Linked DNA regions of Homo sapiens: region 1 is linked to region 2. Evidence: chromatin contacts called from ENCODE Hi-C or POLR2A ChIA-PET data. All regions are on one chromosome and are shown on one strand. The core of a region is the stretch at or near the end of the contact, and the rest is flanking DNA. Distances in the headings are between cores, read along the strand shown. Region 1 overlaps SEMA3C (semaphorin 3C). Region 2 overlaps SEMA3C (semaphorin 3C).

Region 1 (6,646 bases), core at 3,328-5,827, 40 kb before region 2:
ACACCCTCATCCCATCAAGACTGAGAATTTCATTTTCAAGTTTACTCTGGGGTCCCCTTTGTCAAGAGATCGTCTGTTTAGTCAGTTGTAGGGTTTAGGATTTTATCTTTATTTCTCATTTCTTTATTTTCTTCTCCTCTAGAAAGGAGGCTTTACAACAGCAGGGACTTCACTTTGTTCCCTGCTATGACCTCAGTGACTGAAATACTGCCAGGTGCATAGGAAATGCTAAATGACTATTTGATGAAATCATGAATAAATGATATTTCCAAAATCAGAGGCATGGTAATAAAAACAGCCAACATTTGTCTGATACTCATATTATGTCAGGTAAGTTCTAAGCACTTTACATGGATTATCTCAATTAATCTTGACAGTAGTCCCATGAGATTGATATTATGATAATGATCTCAGACGTGCAAAACTAGGAAGTACTAAGAAAGCAAGCTAAAGCAAGGTGTTCTGACTTCACAGCCTGAGCTAGATGCTACCTAGAGTCCTAGAAATCCTATTTCAAAGGCTGCTGTATATAGAATCTGTCCAAATGATCTGACTTTCCTAATAGATATTCCTGAGGGGGACTCTTGATGATGAAGTATAGAAGACGCATAAAATTTGTAGCCAGACTCATTGTTTTTCACATTTTTTGGCCTGTAGGAAGTTATTAAACTCAGGCAAAGTCTCCAAATGCTTCCAACCCTCATTTGTAAAATAGATTAATAGCATATCCTTCAGAAGATCCTGTGAAAGAAGATATTATGTATAGTGTGTGTGTTTACATAGAAATGCTCACTAAATGGCTATCTTTATGAGGAGGATGGTGGTGGAATTTGTGGTGGTGCCATGACTGCTGCAGATGAGAGGTGCATAGCACAGTGGTTAGCATCTCTACCAGACTGACTTCGACATGCTTGACCATGCCTGAGGACTGGCCAGGATAGAACTGACAGGAGGCTATGGTATGGGGTATCCAGGAGTCTTAGGAAAAGCCAAGCTCCTCATGTGGAGGATAACAGCTGACATCCAGGATGAATAAGTCTAAGCTCCAGAGAAGTCACCTCAAGGTTTCTAGGCAGATGGAGAAGGAATTCAGCTTGAGGAAGGAGTCAAGAGCCTTATCTTGGTTTGAAAAAAAAAACAAAAAAAAAACAAAAACAAGTAAGACCCACAAGGTTCATGTCCTGATAATGATTATCAGATCATCTGCCTGCCAGTGCCAGGGGGATAAGGAAATAGGAGCAATAAAAAAGATAGCAAATGGTCACTGGAACTTCTGGATGAGCTAAGGGGCTTTGTAAAGCATGTAATAATAGCACCAATTAAACTAATAATAATATCTTAATCACGTGGCAGGAATGTGATTTTATCATCACAACCACCATATGAAGGGAATAATATTATTATCCCAATTTTTCAGATGAGGACCCCAACAGGCACAGAGAAGTTAAGTAACTTTCCCAACATAACTCAGTTAGCAAATGGCTGCTGGGAGTCTGTATAAATAGAAGAAACAGAGGATTATCCTGGGAAAACCAAGGAGATGGCCTCATTGAGCCAGAGAGCCCAACAAAGGCACAAATGAAAATATTGGTACAAGTATTGAGAAGAATGATGATTTTCAAATCTTTCCTTTGAATAATATTGTAAGAGAAACTAATCACATTGCCAGCTCATTAATTAAAATAACATTTGATGATAATGCTGTGAGATATAGCCTTCAAAAGATACTTATTTGGACAACAGCTTTATAATGAAACTCCCATCTCCATTTAATTATGTAAGTACAGTTGCTTACTGTTTTCATATCTACAAAAATTAGAAATAGCATTTTCATTGAATTTAGTTTCATGCTCTCAAGTAAACTTCATCCACAAATAATTTAATTAATGGACAAAGAAAGAAGCTCCATTTATCTTATTAAATAAATATATTTTCATTTAAGATTTTTACTTTTTAATGATTTTCAAAATTTGGAATATATTTATGTCCTTTGGTCAAATTGTGATGATTTATAATTTTAATTCCAAAAAAAATGTTAATACTTAGAGGGTTATATTTCTTTTTTTTTTCTTTTTTCTTTTTTCTTTTTTTTTTTTTTTGAGAACGAGTCTCACTCTTGCCCAGGTTGGAGTGCAGTGATGCAATCTCGGCTCACTGCAACCTCTGCTTCCCAGGTTCAAGTGATTTTCCTGCCTCAGCCTCCCGAGTAGCTGGGACTACAGGCACGCACCACCACGCCTACCTAATTTTTGTATTTTTAGTAGAGATGGGGATTCACCATGTTGGCCAGACTGGTCTTGAATTCCTGACCTCAGGTGATCCACTTGCCTCAGCCTGCCAAAGTGCTGGGAGTACAGGAGTGAGTGAGCCACTGTGCCTGGCCTACATTCTTAAATAAGAATTAAATATGCATATTTTTGTTGTACATATGTATGATAGTAATCAATAAAAGACCTTAAAATATAAGACTTGCTGTATCAGGATAAAAATTTTTGAAGCAAGTAGAACAGAAATGTGAATAAGAATAAATAGAAATAGTATAAAATTTCTGGCTGTTAAAAAATTGTTAAAATTGGATCTTTTTTATTATTTTAAAATATGTTGAGTACCAAATTCCTATACTATTTTGATTTCATTGTTGTCATTTAAAAAGAGATATAACTATGTTATTTTAAAAGTTTGAAATTGATATGTTATTTTAAAAGTTTGAAATTGATATTTTACTGAAAGTTATATTCTTTGCAACTACTGACACATATAATAAGAAAGTTAGTTTTTAACTTAAAAATTATTTAGTGGCTACGTAACTTTTCAAAATTCTCTTTGAAGTACTTGAATGACAAAGGTTGAAATCTTCTCAAGCTCATGGGTGATGTTCAATGGATAATCCTTGCTCCAGAGAACCAAGGCAATGAAGAGTGAGTTGGTGGAGGTGGATGGTAAGCATACAGGGATTTGTGGGTTCTGTTTCTACCTCACTTCTGGGTTTGTGTCCTGGGACGGTACAAGATCTCCGAGGGGCAAACAACACAGACATATCTTGGTGGTTTTAGGCCGGAGAGGCTCAAATTGTCTCCCAGAATGGTGCAGGAATAGCAGAAAAATTCCTATTCCTCTAAAGCGTGTTTGGACATAATGGAAAGCTCACTTGCCCTGAACAGGCTTTCATTAGGAACAAGAGACAGCAGAAGACCTTTGTTAACTGGTGACAAAGTTAAACAGAAAAACCGATGTTATCATAGATGCCAATATGGATAAATGACATGAAATATCAACTGAACTATGTAGATGCAATCTGATGAAAAAGAGAAAAATGCTCAAATGAAAAAAATGGTTTTGCTCTCCTGATTGAAAAATAATAGCATATGCTGGAAGAACTCCACATATATTATTTTATTCTCACAACACAACTACTACATGGGATAGACATTATTATTATTTCCAATTTTAGAGAAAGTGACAATTCATCAAGAAGGATTAAATAACTTTTCCAGTTTATATCATTTATAAGTAGAGAAGCTGGAATGTGAACCTGAAGCAGAAATTGGGGCTCATTTTGGAATAATGTATATACTGAATATAGCTGGTTTGTGAATTTGCGGGCATGTAATCTGTATATACACATACACATACATATGTGTACATAAAAACATCACTGGGATTCCGCTGAATGTGCCAGGCTGGTGTGGCTTGGGTAGCATCTCCTTCATTTTATTGTTTTCTGTGGTCTGCTTTTCCTATACATGAGACAAACTGTCAATACAGAACCACAGCTTACAACACTTCCAGTTCACATCAGCTCAAAAGAAGGTAATTTATAGGTCTAATTTCTCTGTTTGACTATTCATGATTTGACAGAGAGGTAAAGATGATTATAATTTATCCCCAGAATCAGTAATAAATGGAAAAATTAAAACATATAACTTCTTTTTCTTTTGAGAAGTCCTAAGAAAGTGAGAAATTCCTTTTATCTCATGTATACTGAAAAATATCCAGAGAAACAATTGGAATGACCTTTTTCATAATTCTATCATATATTCATTTTGCCTTGCAGAAATAATTTTGTGTATGATCTCATAAAATCTTTGGGTGACTTTCTTTTCTGTGCATAATTCAGAGGAAAAAAAAACACTAAAGGAATAGAACTTCACACTGCTTTTGTACTTGGAGGTTGAGAGGTAACCTCACATAAACAGTTTTAATGTGTTTGTTATAATGTCATTCTTTAATAGCATTTTATGTAAGTAACACTCAAGCATGGCAACATAATAGCCCTGAGAAATACACAATTTAAACTATGTGGAAAGTAGTATTTTATGAGGTGAATAGACAAATACATTAGAGTCACTAGAATGAAGATGGCATTATTGTTATTTTTTTAATCTTGGAGCTAGTTCTTCCACCTCTCAATACCTGTGTACTATGAAGGCAACACTGTTATGAAACCATAAAAATTAAAACATATACCAGAGGTCCCTTAAGGAAAACAACTTATTGACAATGAATTTCACCAATTGGCATGCATGCCAGTAGAATGTGTTGTGGTTTCAATTTTGCAGAGGGGCCTGCATTCCTGTGCAAAAGGTGCTTGGCTAAAAGGATACTAGGATAAACTCTTAAGAAAAAAAAATTCCACAGTAATCTGCAGCTTTGTCATCACGCATGGAATTCAATAAAATTCTCAATGTCTCTGGTTAAATAAACATTTTTTCTTACTTAGTCTGCTTATTTTTTTTGTCTAGACTAAAGCTTTTTAACAGGCTGCAAAACAAGCTGAATGTTTCTTTTGACTTTAGCTAGCAGAATATGTGTAGGAAACTTACCATTTTCTTAAAAAATTTTTCACTTAGTTAAGACATAAATCAGCAGTACATTAAAATTATAAGAAACACATCAAATATTTTAAGACTCAGGTTAAGGTGAAATATAAGCAAGGGAGATACTGAGAAATAATGAAGCAATTAGGGAGTAGTGCAGAATTGTTAAGTTGGAAGACCTGTTAAGACAACTTTTAATTTTTGTGGTTTCTTTTTTCTTCACTGACATTATTAAACATTGAAAGCCCAGAGGTAGCAGAAAGCTGTAATAGGTCTGCCATTCAAATGTGTTAACTGGATTTTGAATTAATTTATGGTTTCTTTCCTCTAATTTATTAAAGGCTCATTTTACATGATAAGGTGTTACCTGACCCAATGACTGCAGTTTCCCCACCTAGATCATTGGCATTTAACTTGCCATAGAACACAACTGAAACATTCCTTCTTGTTCTAGCAAAATGATACCTTCTAAATAAGGCAATTTTAAGACATTTATTGAATACTTACCACGTAAAATGTTCTGTCCTAATGCTTTACTGGTATGAACTTGTATAGCAAAGGAGGGCAGAGAGAATTGTAAAAATTTCCCAGAATAAGACACTTAGCTTGGATTCAAATTCAAGCAATCTGACTCCAAAGACCATGCATTCCTAAACTGTGTATTTCTTCCAACGTAGACACAACATACTCTGAATAAGTATCTATAGATGTGAATGGATGTACAATATTAGGGAGAAAACAAATATGTATTTGTTTGGAAGTATACACAGAAAACAGATAATATTGGATGTCTTTTGGGTTGGGACTCAAATAAATAAGTGCTATTGGTACTGGGAGAGCTTCATATGTGCATTTTTCCACAATTTAAATTTTGAAATAGTGATGCATTACCTTCACAAAAAATGGATAAAGGAATCTTTAAAAATGATATGAATTCAGTAGATTCTATCATGCTAACAAGTAAGTTAACCCTACATTAAAAATAAAAGCTAGAAACATAACTGGGGAATTCAACATGTTTTATTTTGCCAGGCCAATGATTTCATCAATATCCAATTAAATTTTAGTGTGACAACTACATTTAGTTTGTTTTCTTACACAGATTGAACATTCACCATTATGACAGTTTCATCATGCTAAAATCTATTCACAAACTTACACTTTGGAAAAAAGTGTATTTCTAGAAAATTTTATGTACAATACAAATGGAATAGATATTAAGTCACTGAATTGTCAAGCTACATAAAATAAAACCAATCAACCACCAGTAGTATACATTAACAGCATTTTTGAAAAAAAATTTTCTTTTACATTCAGCAGAGTTATGTTCATGAAGAATTTCTACATTTTTAAAAGTAATGAAAGTGTACACAATTTAATAATTGTGAAAATAGAAAGAATTAAATAGCACAAATATAGTATAAAACTAAACACCGTTACTGTCTATCAGTTTGGGCTTATGTGAAATAAAGGGAACTGTGACTCTGAAACAATTTTACTTTTAACTTTGAGAATAGATTGGCCATAAACACAGAAGATGGTTTTGGCTTTACATTGACACATTTCTGTGTGTCAATGTAGAAGAGAAAAGAAGTTTAATTATACCTTTTAAGCAGGCAAACCATTATAATAAACTGCTTTAGAAATTACTTTAAAATTATACACATTTGGAACAACAGATTTTTTAAAAAATGAAGTTTGGTGTTATGTCAGCATTTTAACTATTTTTGCTATAGCGAGGCCTCCTCATATATTATCATAATTTATCATAGTTTAAATAGTGAATCATATTCTGATATTCTGATTAATAATCATATTAATTTTGACAA
Region 2 (7,573 bases), core at 5,070-7,569:
AACATGATAAAAGCTGAAATAAGAACAAAGCTGACCCATTTCTGAAAATCTTAGTGACAGAAAAATAAAACTATTTACTCTAAAAAATAAATAAAAAAGCCAAACAGACCTATATGTGATATCTTACAGAGTATTAAAAAATCAGTATTTACAATCTAATCCCTGTATTAAGTAGGGAATTATATTCTATTTTTAATGCAGGCCCATTATCTTTTATCTACAAATCTAAAAATCTTAAGTTTGTTTTCTTTTTTCTTAAATTTCTTTGGTGGCAAAATCTGTCCTGACTTGAACTAATTTGGTCATAAAACCTGACCTGCACTGACTCAGGCTATTTATGGTGGTGCTTTTTTTTACACATGGTTTGAAGATTTCTGTTTCACTGCAGAAATAGTACTGTGCATTATTATAGGGTGTGGTCCAAGGTTCTGCAAGTCATTTTACCTAATATATATGAATACATTACCTTTTCCTATTCAAATACTTCTGAGGCACATTTGGTTTCAAATAAGGGAATATAAACTGTAATTGCTTTTCTTCCTTTTTTTAAAAAAAATTATTTTCTAGATTATTTTTACAATGAGCATATGTATCTTAGGCAATAACAATATAAGAGACATAGTTAAGTGAAGCTATAGACTGAAATATATGTTCCTGTTTTTACTAAAATGATGGAGTATACATCCTCAAAAGCAGATCTACAAAGATTACTTTACTAAATCAGGATACCACTATGACGTCTGCCCAAAAGCAGTTATGTTAGAAGGAATACAACTAATTTGCATTGTTCCCTCACATGCTGAACACCGTATATGTACAAGACCGTGCTCTACAAAGGTTCTCTTTTTGCAGTTATTAATAGCCCTCAGGAGTAGATAACAATTGCTCATTAACAGACCAGTTAATGGCAGTCCCTACAATACTGCCAAGTAAATTACAAAAAAAAAAAAAAGAAAGAAAATAAAATATACCACCTTCTCCAGAATCTGCAATAATGTCCTCTATTTCCATTTTATTCATTCTCGTTTTGCACTTGCAAACAGTATAAACTAGAGTAAAACCTGCCAACTATAATCCTTTCTGTTTCTTTATAAAATCTGAATATAGTATTTGCCCTACACACCTGACAAGGTTGTTCAAGATCAAAGAAAAGAGCCTACGTGAACCTTTCTTGTAAATTCTACAGATTATAACTAATTTTACTCCCCGTAGTCTGAAACTGCCTTTCCTTATTTGTCTCTTCACCTGTTACATAAATTATTTATATACTTTTGTTATACACACCAGTGCTTTACTTTTATCTACAAATTCCAAATGAAAGAAATGCCACCAACATATTACCAACGGATTCATCTATGATGTTACTGAAGTTTTAAAAATATATTTTCTTGTTTTTGCTTTCAGCTTTTCCTAATATAGTGGGTACTCAAATGTAGGTGATGCTGGAAAATAATTGCATGCATATTGTTCATTACCATTTGTATTGCTTACAAGTATCTGAGCTCTGTGAAAGGAGATGCTTTTTTTGGTTTTGTTCACTGCTTATTTCTAGTGAACAGAACAGTATTGGACACGTGACAAACATTCCAAATACTTATTAAATGCATAGCTATATACTAATATATATGATATATATCATAGATATGTGTGATTGATTTCAATAACAGATATTATATAGGTACATGTGTGTATGTCTCTATTGAATGCTTACTAATCGCTAGGTTGTACACTCAGGCTTATACATATTTTATCTCATTTGGTCTTTAAAGTAAATCTATAAAGTCTACTTTAAAATTCTCCTATAAGAAAACTGGGCTTAGAGATGTTATATAATTTCCTCAATGTAATATAACTGATAAGTGATAGAGGGCAGGATTTAAACTTGAATGCTAAAATATATTCCCTAACCTTTCATCCAGGAATGACACTAAAAACCATTCTAATAAATTATTTTTTATTTGGGGTTTTTTTTTTAGACGGCGTCTGGCTCTGTCACCCAAGCTAGAGTACAGTGGCACAATCTCAGCTCACTGCAACCTCTACCTCCCGGGTTCAAGCGATTCTCCTGTGTCAGCCTCCTGAGTAGCTGGAATTACAGATGCGTGCCACCACGCCTGGCTAATTTTTGTATTTTTAGTAGAGACGGGGTTTTGCCATGTTGGCCAGGCTGGTCTCAAACTCCTGACCTCAGGTGATCCACCGACCTCGGCCTCCCAAAGTGCTGGGAGTACAGGCGTGAGCCACTGCACCCAACCTTGTATTTGGTTTTATACAAGGTTTTGGTGAAGTCACAACCAAAATTAGAAATGGTGACTATGGGAATATCTCTTGATCTACATACCACACTGCCATATGTTGATATAGAATTTTACAGGTGCACACACATGCTTGCATCCATCATGGCTGTAGAAAGTTTCAGAGTTAAACCTTTAGGCAGGTTAATTGAAAAATAGATTTCTGGGACAAAGCTGAAAGAGACATCTTAAGGCCAGTGGTTTTACTAAACTAGAAATTGTATAATGAGTGACTAAGTTATGTTTTGATTTAATTGAAGCATACCAAAAAATCAGAAAACAACAAAATGTTCCCTTTTAAGATGTGACTTCATACTTTATTTATTCAACTAAGGTGTCTGTCCTCATAAAAATATCTGCTATATCTAATGTGTCAAAAAGTGTTTAATAAGTTTGTATATTCTGGTTCTAGAAGCAAATTTTCTCTGTGAGGGTTAAAAAAACCCCCATAATATGGTATTGGCTCAAGTGATAATCCATCAAAAAATGAATTATTACCATTATTTCCTGTGATATAGCTAAAGAATATTCACATAGGGCCTCAGCAATCACTAAAATTAATGTTTTAGGACTTTGTGAATTACTAAAAATTACATATCACATTTTAGTATTCCTGTTTCTTTACATTAAGAATTGTTTCTATTTATATTTTAATTTCAGATAAACTGACACACCTTCAATAATGCAGGTTTATTATGTAAGTTTTTACTGATCCTACAAAGGATACAACAACTACATGTCCAAAGATGTAAATTCGGGGCTAATCTTCTCTATTTAATCCTTTACTGTTTGGGGAGAAGAATTACTCATCTGGGATTCATGAATTGTATGGTCACTCAACCTGTTTTCTTGCACCATTTTTTATCATAAGATAGGTTCTTCTGTGTTAGTTTTCAAAGTTTAAACCACATACATAAACTGGCCTTGAATATCTATCTACATTTCTAGGTGCCTGGGTAAGGAAAACATCTTTCCTCTCAGAATGTGGTCATCAAACAACCCATTTACTTGCATTGTTAACCTCTTCCTACTTCTTTCTGTTCATGTCTCAGGTCTTTCCATCTGGAATGGTTATTCTCCTGGCAAATGTTACTAGCATGTAAGAAGATAGGATGAGGAAAATAACCTACTACCAGGGCACTCAGCTATAACAGTGCCACATCTGATGATCTTGACCACCGCATCTTCCTTCCTTTTAGTGTTTGTTCTCAAGGCCACCACAATATCACATTCTTTTATTCTCCTGTTACTTGTATGATCACTCTCCATTTTCTTGGTAAATATTCTTTATTTTCCCACCCCTTAAATGAGCTCCAAGAGTTAAATTCCTTATCTGCATGGTCTCCTAGAGTGACTTCAAGCATTTTCATGGATTCAGCTATCACCCACATTGCTAATGACTCCCAGATCTCCAGCTCCAGCACAGTGCTCTCTATAACACCCTCTTTGACTTATCTGTCTGAATAGTCCACCAAATCTTCAACTTGATGTGAGATGGAACTGAGCTTGAATTTAATTATTGTTCCTACTAGCTTTGCCATCCTAAGCAAGCATTTAATGTCTCAAAGCCTCAGTTTACACAACTGTAAAATGGGGATAATGATTTTCATTGGGTTGCTGTGTGGTTTTAATGAAATAATGTATTTTAAGTGATCAATTTAGACTCTCATGCATAGTAGGTCAAAAGAGGAGATAAGTGTGCCATTTATTTTAAAAAAAAGGAATTCATTACTCTCCAAATCTGATTGCTGATTCTCTCTTACCTTGATCAGTCAATGCTATTTCTTTCCCCCATTTGCCAAGTCATATATCTACCAATCAAGCCACAAATCAATTTTTATCATCAGGTCCTTTCTTTCTCCCAAATACCTTTTAGATCGGATAATGTCATTTCTAACCCCTGTCTTAATTTATAGGCTCTCATCATTTCTTACCTATAACAGAAAAAAAGTCTCATTTTCTTTTCTCTGTCTTTAATGTATCCTCTACATCATCGTGAAAATGATCTACCTAAAAATGTGTATGGGTCATGGCTGACACACTCTTAGGTGACCCTTAATGAGTCATGCTCTTGTATAACTCCTCCTCTTGAGTGCAGGTGGAACATGTGGCTTGCTTTTAAGCAACAGAAAAATATAAAAGTGATGGTATGTCAATACCAAGATTATGATTATATGAGACCCCATCTCAGCAGATTGAAGTGAGAGACTCTACTAGCCTTGAAGAAGCAAACAACCACATTTTAAAGAGCCAATGAGGAGATCTATGTGCAAAAACCTGTGGGTGGCCTCAAGGAGTTAAGGACCTTACTTCTGCAAAAGCAAGGAACTGAATTTTGCCAAAAACCAGGTGGGTTTGGATGAGGACCTTGAACTTTAAAAAACAATGCAGCCTGGCTAAATTTTGATTACAACCTTGTGATACCCTGATCAGAGAGGCTAGCTAAGCAATCATCCTTAGGAGCTCTAAGATAATAAATGTATGTAGTCTTAAGCCACAAATTTTGTGGTAACTTGTTATACAGCAATAGAAAACTATCTCAAATATGTATCAGGCAGCCACTCCCATGTGAAATAAATATTCATTGAATTGGATTAAATTGTCTCCTCCATTGGGTCAAGAGATTCTTAAAGGAAAGTGATGTTGCCATTTTTCTTTATATATCATAAGTCCTGGAGTGCAATAAGCTCAATAAATTCTAATGACTGAATAAATGACATCTTTGTGATATATTACTATGTTATTCTATACTGGTTGAGAAAGAGCTCTAGAACATAACATGTTATCTTTTTGCATAAATCACTAAGGACATTTCCAGAGTTTTAAACATCAGGATTGATTAATCTTTGTTTTAAAAAATTATTAAAAGAAGCATAGATTAAGCCATAACTCAAAAGCTAGTTGTATTAAGTTTCTATTGCTGTCATGAACAAATTATTACCAATTTAGTGTCTTAAAAACACACATTAAAGGCCAGGTGCAGTGACTCATGCCTGTAATCCCAGCACTTTGGGAGGCTGAGGTGGGCAGATGGCTTGAGCCCAGGAGTTCAAGATCAGCCTGGGCAACGTGCAGAAACCCCATCTCTACTAAAAATAGAAAAATTAGCCAGGCGCGGTGGTGTGCACCTGTAGTACCAGATACTCCGGAGGCTGAGATGGGAGGATCACCTGAGCCCAGGGTGCAGAGATTGCAGTGAGCTGAGATCACACCACTGCACTCTGGCCTGAGCCACAAAGCAAGACCCTGTCTCATAAAACAACACAAATTTATTACCTTAGAGTTCTGTAAACTAGAACTCCATCACAGGTCTCACTGCACTAAAAAAAGATTTTGAGAGGGTTCCTTTCTGCATGCTTTAGGGAGAATGAACATACATCCTTGCATTTTCCAGCTTCTAGAGACCACCCGCTTTCCTTGGCATATGGTCTCATTCCTCCATCTCCAAAGCCAGCTAAGTCACATTTCTCTGACACTTCTTCCACTATCACATCTCTAACAATGGCCAGGAAAGCTCTGCTTTTTAAGAACTCATGTGATTAGACTGGGCACACCCAAGCAATTCAGGAAAATCTCCCCATCTCAAAAGTCTGTAACATTAAACATATCTGCAAGTTCCTTTTCACAAGTAAGATAACAAGTCCCCAGTTCCAGAGATTAGGACATAGAGATCTTTTGGGACAGAGGCATTATTCTGCCCACCCCATTAGTGGAAGAGAAGAATAAGAATGCAACTCATTGCAACACATACGACTCTAATACCACAGACTTCCTCAGAAACTCTGTTTTCAGATCTTTTCATTCCAACTTAAACTATATTTCGCATTCTATAATGAAACATTTCCTTCTATTTTCTAGAATTTGAACTTTCCCAAGTTCAATAAAAAATTTTAAAAGCCAGCTTTCTGCAAAAACCGCCACCACAACTGGCAGCTATAGCCTTCCTATGGATATTCACATAGGGAAGGCCTGGCCTGGCTCAGCAGCAGGCTGTGAATTCTTCTCCTTGGGACAAAGCCTGCCAAGTCTGCCTCAGGGAAACTTGGCAGCACATCAAGAACAAAAACTTAGTGTGGCTGTTTATTCTTGACACACAGACAATAGACTGCATCATTTAATGTCTTCAGGCTAGAAAATTTTCCTTACATTCCTATCACCAGAGGGTTAAATAGGGGCAACACTCAGGGATGTGGTCTGACTGTAATTGTTTTCAAGTCATCTAGAGAAACATCAGGGATTCAGTAGTAAATGAGCCAGTGGTGCAAAGTGAATCACTGCCCTCTGTCCTCCTGCTGAGAGCCACTAGGTCCTTGCATGATATTCCAAACTCTCCAAATATATGCAGAATCCATTTTAATTAAGAAAAAAAAATGCCAAAGAGTTTGATGGGTGTTTTGGTGAGCATGCAAGACATTTTGAATATAGATATGAGTCCCAATTTAAAACAAATTTTAAATGGGCAAAAATTTAGTGATACATCAAAAATGAAGGTAAAGTTCTACTCCCTTTCCACATCTTCCCCTCTCACCCCCAATTTTTATCTCCTTTCTTCCTAGGCATAATGTAACTGACATAAACATATCAAATTCACAGGTTAAATTCGAGCACATAAGTTAATTCACACACAAAAATTCAGTCGGTTCCAAGGTGCAGTTCGTCCAAGTCTTCTCTGTCACCTTGTTCAAGATTAATCTTGTTCACATGTAAGACTTGGTAGTAACATATGGATGGGTTAAAATGAGTGCTATCACTCAAACAAAGCAATGCCAATGCTAACGCTGACTGTCAACACATCAGGGATATTATCATGATATATGTGGATGAAACATTTAATTCATAGTAAAATGAGAAAATATAAATGAAATGAACTTCATTTAAGGAAAAAATGTAAAGTAGTTATGGTAAATGAGGTAAAAATGTGAAGAGAATAAATGCTCAATATATGAAATCAGACAGCATGGGTTTATATTCTGGTTGTATTATATATTAACTGCTATCTCTATGATATTAACTTATCTGTGATTCTGCCCAAAAACAATGACAAATAATAAATGCAACTCATTCATTCAAATAATACCTCTTGAGTGCACACTCTGAGTGATGCACTAGTCTAGGTACTAAGGATACAGCAATAAATCAATCAAACCCATATCCCTGCCCTCCATGGCACCTACATTGTTACAATTCTTCATATGATATTTATAAGGGTTGGATGAAATAATTTATTTAGCATTACTGGAAAAAGATAAGCACTGCAGATAAATTTAATTAGCATCATT

What was found. Hi-C counts contacts between places; a loop is a spot of excess contacts on that map. ChIA-PET counts read pairs that join two places held with the same protein, here RNA polymerase II (POLR2A). Pooled maps may share reads with other maps.
Region 1: a loop to region 2 is called in a map of PC-9, with 3 times the contacts of the local background. The contact joins two enhancer-like sites. A Hi-C loop is called at or near these places in 5 of 168 maps with a recorded cell type or tissue (PC-9, aorta, breast epithelium and 2 more), 1 of 37 single-sample maps with no recorded cell type and 1 of 50 pooled maps. POLR2A ChIA-PET finds 5 or more read pairs at or near these places in 1 of 52 experiments (activated T-cell).

Annotation. Positions count from the first base shown.
Region 1 is chr7:80,736,719-80,743,364 of GRCh38, forward strand. SEMA3C (semaphorin 3C) reads right to left here. Exons shown (of 18, transcript NM_006379.5): 18 at 5,820-6,646. Among named protein-coding and RNA genes, the nearest start is that of CD36, 100 kb to the left of the region's middle. Within about 2 kb of position 4,578, at least 2 of the 41 ENCODE cell types and tissues checked have a DNase peak (open chromatin) inside an H3K27ac peak, as active enhancers do.
Region 2 is chr7:80,775,337-80,782,909 of GRCh38, forward strand. The region is part of intron 12 of SEMA3C (semaphorin 3C); the gene reads right to left. Among named protein-coding and RNA genes, the nearest start is that of SEMA3C, 140 kb to the right of the region's middle. Within about 2 kb of position 6,320, at least 11 of the 41 ENCODE cell types and tissues checked have a DNase peak (open chromatin) inside an H3K27ac peak, as active enhancers do.